Regions from separate parts of the Mus musculus genome. Here regions 2 and 3 are each linked to region 1. The links are chromatin loops, found by intact Hi-C in ENCODE. Cell type or tissue: heart. All regions are shown on one strand.

Region 1 (2,500 bases):
AGCCCAGGGCCAGGACTCTCTGAGCTTTTAATTCCCTCTTAGAGGCCTAACAGAGTGAAAAGTAAACAAAGACCAAATTTGCAACCGTGAATGCAGCTAATTTCCTCTGATGTCAGAATACTTAAACAGGCAGGACCTGGGAATTATTTGATCAAACCTGCTTTTAATCTAATGCATGCAGAAGGGTTATGTCTGGAAAGCTCAGCAAAATGACACACATCTCCAGGGAGCCTTCTGGAAGGAAGCTTTCCTCCCTAAGAAACTGTAGCTTTCTCATTTCAGACTCATGGGTTATTGGGTCCTTGGGGGTGAAGTCACTAAGAGAAGTTTTTCTGCCTTTTAAATTGTATTGTATTTGGTGTAAGACAGGCAACCAAATGACCATAGTTATCCTTAGCTTTTGGTTGCTGGGGAATTTTGGTGTTGTTGTTGTTTTGCTTTGTTTTAATTGGCTAACTGCCTTGATACTATTTAAGCGTTACAAGGAAATGAATTAATAATAAAAGACTGTTATTGTGAGTGGGGGAAAAAAGGGACAAAGCTTTATCTGACTGCACACATTCTTCTGTTAGGCCTGATCTAATAAAATAGAGAACAAAAGGTACAAGCCATGTGGTTTCTTGTTTTGGTTGTGAAAAAGCACTTAAAAGAATTAGTATTTGTCTCAGGAATGAAATTTAAGTAGAAATAGTTATTAACTGGGTGGAAGCCAACTGCTGCTACTGACTCATTTGCGGCTTAATTTTTATCCCCACCTCTGGTCCTTAGTAGTGCGTTTTCAATAGTGATGGAAGAGAAAGGAATGGAACTTTTATGCACTTCATCATTAAAACAGAATATACTGGCAGTGTTTGTACATTCTTATTCATGCAATTAGACAGCGTCGTGCACACTTTTAAGTACGAAGTCGCTTTCAAAGGCAGTTACAAGACAATGTGTTGACTTTGACACATATTAACCACGGTCACATTGTTACTGAGGATGGGCTGAAGTTAAAAAAATAACAAAAACAAAAAACAAAAAACACGGAAGTGCTCAAGTTCCTTTTGATAGTGAGCCCTGGTCTGTTCCCTATCAGGTTCATAAGTACCGCTCTTCTCATAAAGTAATTCAGAAGGCACGGCGGCTTCAGAATAAATGACCAAGGCTGATGCTTTGTGTAAATATGCAGGGAGAATAACACGCCACTAGATCAGCATTTGACTCCTTGGGTGACGATGAATTTCAATGTCAGTTATTCGTCATCCTGAAGCCTGCCCCGTGATGATGCCTTTTATTGGTGTATCCTTGTGAACATATTTCAGCGCACCATGTGCCGGGGAGTTCTCGGGGCGGGCGCGTGGGGTCTGGGTGCTGGCCCTGTGCCCTCGCTGCCCCCCGCCGGTGGTCCCCTCGGGTCCCCTTGGCTCTTCTCAGCTCTCTCTTCTCCCCTCCCTTCCCTACAGCTGGCGGCGGGGGCTGCTCCTCTCAGAGCTCTGGGCCGGCTCTGTCAGCTGGGGCCCCCTGCGGCCGGCTGTGTCCCTCGCCGCTAGGACCTGCCAGTCTGCGCGCCATGGCAGCGGCGGCAGCATCCCCGCCAGCATCCCCGCCAGCCAGCGGCGGCGGCGGTGGCGTCCACGGCCGCCGCTGATGCTATTGTTCCCTAGTGTTAGTTGCTCTTTGGCTGCTTTTCATCTGGAGCGAACAATAGAAGCAGGGAGAGCTTTGCTTTCTCTACTGGTGGAGAAGGAAAGACCGTCCCCTGCGAGAGTGGTGCGGCTCCGGAGGCTGGAGCGGCTGCGGACAGCATGGGGTTGCGAGCCGGGCGCCTGGCGTCCCCGAGCCGGGGCGTCCTGCAGCTGCTGCGGTTGCCACTGCTCTTGCTACTCCTGCTGAGCTCTGGCGCCCGCGGGGCTGCGGCGCAGGGAGACACCGAGGTGCCCACCCTCTATCTGTGGAAGACCGGTAAGTGGGACAGAGTTGTCCTTTGCTCTATCTCCAGATCTGGGACTATGATCCGGAGCGAGCTAAGGGCTCCTGAAGGAGCCTCTGTGTTTCCAACTGGTCCTGATTATGCCAGGATCCCCAGGTCAAAAGTATGATCCCTGCAAGCGAATTAGGTCATGTCCTATGCCATTAGGAAAGAACAACATAACTAAGAGGCAACAGTGAGTCACTGGGTGATTGTTTCTCTAGCCGCTCGGCAGTGAATGAGGGCAGCGCTGTACTTTCATTACAAAGTGAAGTGCTTTTAAAATCTGGGTTTCCAGTCTTAGACTTTCTAAAATGACATTCTAGCAATATACAGGTAGACAGTTCTTTTTTTTTTTTTTTTTAATGCGGTGTTTTGGCAAACACACACACACACACACACACACACACAGAGAGAGAGAGAGAGAGAGAGAGAGAGAGATTTAAATGTATTAAGCATAGCTTTGTGGTGTGTGGGACACCAGGGTCAAGCCCTGTGCAGGCAGCTCTAACAGGGAAAACTGGATAGTGCAATTTGTAACGAGTGATT
Region 2 (2,500 bases), 330 kb before region 1:
TAACCAGTACCCCCAAAGCTCCCTGGGACTAAACCACCAACCAAAGAAAACACATGGTGGGACACCTGGCTCTAGCTGCATATGTAGCAGAGGATGGCCTAGTCGGTCACGGATGGGAGGAGAGGCCCTTGGTCCTATGAAGTTTCTATTCCCCAGTATAGGGGAATGCCAGGGCCAGGATTTGTGAGTGGGTGGGTTGGTGAGCAGGGGGAAGGGGGAGAGGATGAGGGATTTTCAGAGGGGAACCAGGAAAGGGGATAACATTTGATGTAAATAAAGAAAATATCTAATTTAAAAAAAAAAAGGAATCTTTCCTTTAATAAATCTGGTTTATACTTTTCTGGGACACATTTCCAAGTCAAGTCTTTGAGGAGGCCCCCGACCCCGCTCCATTCTGCATTACACAGGGTGAATACCCATTTCACCCCCTCAACTCCTGAATAGGCTTACCTGCTTCATATCAAGTGGGCCAATGTTAGTTATGTTGTTTAAACGAGCCTTTCCAATCACGGTTTTTGAAAACTGGACTTGAGCAGTGATGTTTTCAACTTCAACAGAATAATAGTTATTATTTGTTATATTTAGTGTGTTCTGCAAAAAAACAGAGACAGGAAATACACACTATGTTTACATAGGTACATAAATATGAACTCAGAATTATAAACCAAATGGACTTTACTTGGAACTATATCTCATTTACTGGGAAAAGAAAATATTAATAAAATGTTAAAGAACATTTATAGAGAACTATGTGTATAATGAACATGATTCAAATTATTGAAAACAAGACCCAGAAAATATACTACAGGAAAATATGGAAAAGTAAATGTTAAAACATATATTTTATAGTTTTAGCAAAAGTTGGACTAAACATTTTAAATTTTTATTTAAATTCTTATGTATTATATACATGCCTCTACCAACAACAGGTCAGTACTTACATTTTGTTTTTAAGAAAGTCCATTTTTTTTTTTCAGACACGATTTCATACAATCCTGCAGGCTTTGACCTCACTATGTAGCTAAGGATGACCTTGAACCTTTCCCATCTCCAGCTCTACAGAGCTCCTATTACAGGCTTACAGCACGAAGCTAGGTTTTGTGTGACAATAGGGACTAAATCAGACCCTTGTGCATGATAGGCAAGAACAACTACCAAATGAGTGGCATTAGCAGCCTATGTAAAAAAAAAATGGCTTTTACCTTACATGCCTGTAGAGATTTATACTGGATCCATATGAAGAGATAAAAAGGCTCCAGGTTTCCAGCTGGTTGCTGCTACTTCTTTTTTTTTAATTAATTAATTGTTTGTTTGTTTATATGAGCACACTGTTGCTGTATTTTGTTTGTTTATTTATTTATTTATATGAGCACACTGTTTGTTTGTTTGTTTGTTTGTATGAGCACACTGTTGCTGTCTTCACACACACCAGAAGAGGGTATCAGATCCCATTACAGATGGTTGTGAGCCACCATGTGGTTGCTGGGAATTGAACTCAGGGCCTCTGGGAGAGCTGTCAGTGCCCGTCTTCTGTTTTCAAGCTTCTGCCCTGCCCCTTCTAGTCATAGCAGTACACACACATATGCTATGTTTATATGCTTTACATTCACAACTCTTAGAGCAAATCACTTTGAAAATTAGCCAATGAAAAAGTCTTTCATGCAGAAAAATGTAGTGTGAACTCAGCTGAAATGTACGGAGCATATGTGTATCTTTCAGACATAAGAATGAGACTGCTTGATAAAACAAAGAAAGGTTTATAAGTAGGGGGATGTATATACATTGTTAGCAATTGCATATATATATTGTTGAGAATTAAGTTTTCACAGAAGAGTCAAAATCATTATGTATTCTGGGGTTTTCAAGGGTCTAGTCATAGACATTGAGTATTTCAGTAGCACAGTGCCAGTGAGTGTACTGTGGCACTATGACACACATTGGCTCCTGGCTGACAACTCTCAGCTTATTTACATTAGAGCAGGATTTTTGTCTATCTGCAGTTGGCTATCCTTCAGTCATGCTGATGCAGCTAATGCTTCATAAGAGCTGAAAAGGGGCTGGGGCCAATGCCACAGAGAAAACCTGTGCTGGGAGGACGGAACACTCAGTTCCGCGGGGACAGAAGCCTCTGCCCTCTGCCTTTTACTCTACCTTTTCATCTATCTGTGGGCCTGTAGCCCTTATAATAGCCTCTTTGAACAAACCAGTGAATGTAAGTATATTGCTCCTTTGAGTTTTATGAGTTGTTCAGAGAAGTTAAGCAAACATAGGATCAGGTCATGAGACTCCCAACTGATAGTCTACTAGACGTTTTGGGGGTCTGAACCTGAAACTGACATGGAAAGTGGGGAGGAGGGTGTTGGGACAGAGCCTCTAAACTGTGAAGTCTGAAGGCTGCTGACAGTTGGTCAGTGTCAGAAGTGAGTTAGTTTAAAAAGACCTGAGCTGATTGCTTCTGTAGAACTGCAGAAGAAAATTCTACAAGGTGGGATAATAGAAC
Region 3 (2,500 bases), 400 kb after region 1:
GAAAATCATACTACAATGTAAAATCTCAAATTATACATATTACATCTGAAATTTTCTGGGAACTCAGGATTCTGCACGCATCTAGATAAAATACAGTTCCATGCAGGCAAAATGACAGATAAGTCGTGAGTACTGTCAAGGCATTAATCTACCATACAATTGTGCTAACTGCTGTGATGAAGTCACGTCATCCTTACAGTTTCCCTAGACTTCCACCAGAAAGAGAGCTCAGTAGCCAAGGACTCAAGAGAAAAGCAAAGAAATGACATGAATATGCTCTAAAAAAAAGAAGGGGGGTGTTACTTATTCATTCCAATCTAGTTAGTGTAAAATAAGAAATGTAAGAAGTGTCTCAAAGTTCATATATATGTGTGTGTGTGTGTGTGTGTGTGTGTGTGTGTGTGTGTGTGTATGTGTATGTATATGTATATGTATATGTATATGTATATGTATATGTATATGTATATGTGCTAGCAATTCAGTCACTGCCTTTTCTAGCATTGGAGCTGTGTTAGAGCTCGCATGCATACTTCACTGGCTGCTATCCGTGGTTGTTATTTGTATTCTGTTGGAGATAAAGAGTAAAATGGCTAATGACAGAATTGTGATTAACTTAAGTTTAACAGAACAGGCCATTGTTATCACAGTTGATCGCCATGTAAATTAGCAGAGAATAGATTTTCCAGAGTGTGTGCAGATGTTATGTTTTGAATTTGAGCCATGAGCAAGTGAACCGAGGATTTAAATATGTAAAGCTGCCTCATGTGAACATAGCCTGTCTCATTTTAACCTCTAACCACACGGTTATCAGCAGTTTCCTTCTGATTAAGCTAAGATTGTTGGGAACAACAGAATCGTACCATATACAAAGGAAACTTCTAAGTAAGTAAAAATGAGGACATTGAAGAATTAAATTGAAAGTAATCTCAGTCCTAGATAAATTTAGGCAATGTAGAGAGAATAATATACTCTTCTATCGCCATCTCCTGGCAGTTGAGCATTTTGTATTCTTAAACTGCAAGTGTTCATTTCAAAAGAAGAAATTCACTTGCAGAGCTGGAATTGGGTGAATATGAAACAGAGGAACACGAGTCCCATGCTTACGATGACAAGAATGTTTGTCTACAAGCTCAGAAATCTTGAATTTCCAATGACAAATTTAGTATTAATAAATTATGATCCATAGTCCTATCAAAGAGGAAGTATACATGTGTCAATACATCACATGTGTATGTGTCTAAGTAGCAAATTAAATATGCCACATTAACCTAAGCACTTTTGTTTCCAAAGGCACATGACCCTGTGCTTAGTTGTCTGTACATCATACAATGTTACATCTCTCTTAAAATTCAAGGCAGCACTTGATAAGCACATGTATGTATTGGTTTTCAATTCATTGGGAGTATATCAAAACAGTAATAACTGAAAACAGAAAGGTAAATCAAGAAAGAAAACAATTAGACATCAAATTTTGAGCATAATGTTTTACATAAAGCTTAAAGATAAGTATTTAAATATCAGTAAAATACTCAAGAAAATCAAATAAGCAAAGTGCTGGGCAATTGTTTATAAAATATAAACCATGCAGATTTTTACTTTAATTAAAATTCCTCAGTAAAAGTATAGCAGTTTGTTGATGTAAAAAAATGGTCTCTGAGAGTGTTTCCTCACTGAAGTTAAGCCCTAAGGTCCTTATCTCACTAAAATGTATTAATGGATTAAAGTGGACTGGTGGGTAGATGAAACCATAGGTGGGTCAATATATAGACACCAGTCCATGTTTCTGTTGATTCCTAAGATATTTGCAACTGTAGTTGAGTTTGCAGTGACAGGGGCTCTGAGAGCCACTCGGGTTTTGAACTCTTGTCCTCCTGAACATGCAATCATCTTTCCCTGGGATGTGTAATCTTTGTCTGCTCATCTTGCATTTAGGACATGAGGAATGGTTGATTTCCCCTTCCTAAAACCTATGAGATTCTTCCTAAGATTTTACTAAATTAATGTTTTAAATAAAAGTCTACATAACTGACAATGTACAATATGAATGAGCTCTTATCAAAGTAACTAACGTTTTCACATTTCTCTGTTTCTTGTCCTTTACGTCATTCCTGACAAACACCATTCCAGGCACAGGTGAGTGTGCTTATCTTCCATTTCTTCAGAGTGCTGCTCTTTAAAGAATTATTATTTTCTCCACTAGGTTTTCCTCTGCCTGTTCCCCTTTTTATCTCCTAGTATAGCAGTAGGGTTGCTTTATTGATAGAGCCTGAGGAGACAGAGTGAGGTAATTAGCCATCACCTATCCCACTTTAATGAGGCAATGGTACCCTTTATTTATGCTTGAAGGAGAGAATTATGGTGGACTGAAAATGGTGATTTGGAGATGTTGGAAATGTCAATGAAATACTTTGCATTTATCCCCCAACAATGGGGAATGATCGTTTATCAAAGGATTAGGAAGAGCAGCAGGGCCCCTCCATTTCGATTCTTCTTTTCCCTG

What was found. Hi-C counts contacts between places; a loop is a spot of excess contacts. Peaks named below come from ENCODE experiments on the same cell type or tissue, not always from the same donor. Only the 100,000 strongest peaks of a DNase experiment are listed, where the experiment ranks them.
Region 2: it touches region 1 in a loop (1.8-fold over the local background); 5 of 42 quality-filtered maps call a loop at or near these places.
Region 3: a loop joins it to region 1, with 7 times the contacts of the local background. A loop is called at or near these places in 11 of 42 quality-filtered maps.

The regions. Positions count from the first base shown.
Region 1 is chr6:12,748,241-12,750,740 of GRCm38, reverse strand. It overlaps Thsd7a (thrombospondin, type I, domain containing 7A), which reads left to right and starts at 1,488. Exons shown (of 28, transcript NM_001164805.1): 1 at 1,488-1,944. The coding sequence starts at 1,788. In heart, a CTCF peak has its summit at 1,518; DNase peaks (open chromatin) are centred at 1,390 and 1,790; H3K4me3 peaks cover 1,624 bases; H3K27ac peaks cover 1,027 bases.
Region 2 is chr6:13,079,631-13,082,130 of GRCm38, reverse strand. Tmem106b (transmembrane protein 106B) reads right to left here. Exons shown (of 9, transcript NM_027992.3): 6 at 451-591. Among named protein-coding and RNA genes, the nearest start is that of Tmem106b, 11 kb to the right of the region's middle. In heart, a CTCF peak has its summit at 1,388 (motif pointing right); no DNase peak of the experiment used is centred here.
Region 3 is chr6:12,349,343-12,351,842 of GRCm38, reverse strand. It overlaps Thsd7a (thrombospondin, type I, domain containing 7A), which reads left to right. Exons shown (of 28, transcript NM_001164805.1): 15 at 2,128-2,133. Among named protein-coding and RNA genes, the nearest start is that of Gm38583, 86 kb to the left of the region's middle. In heart, a CTCF peak has its summit at 985 (motif pointing left); no DNase peak of the experiment used is centred here.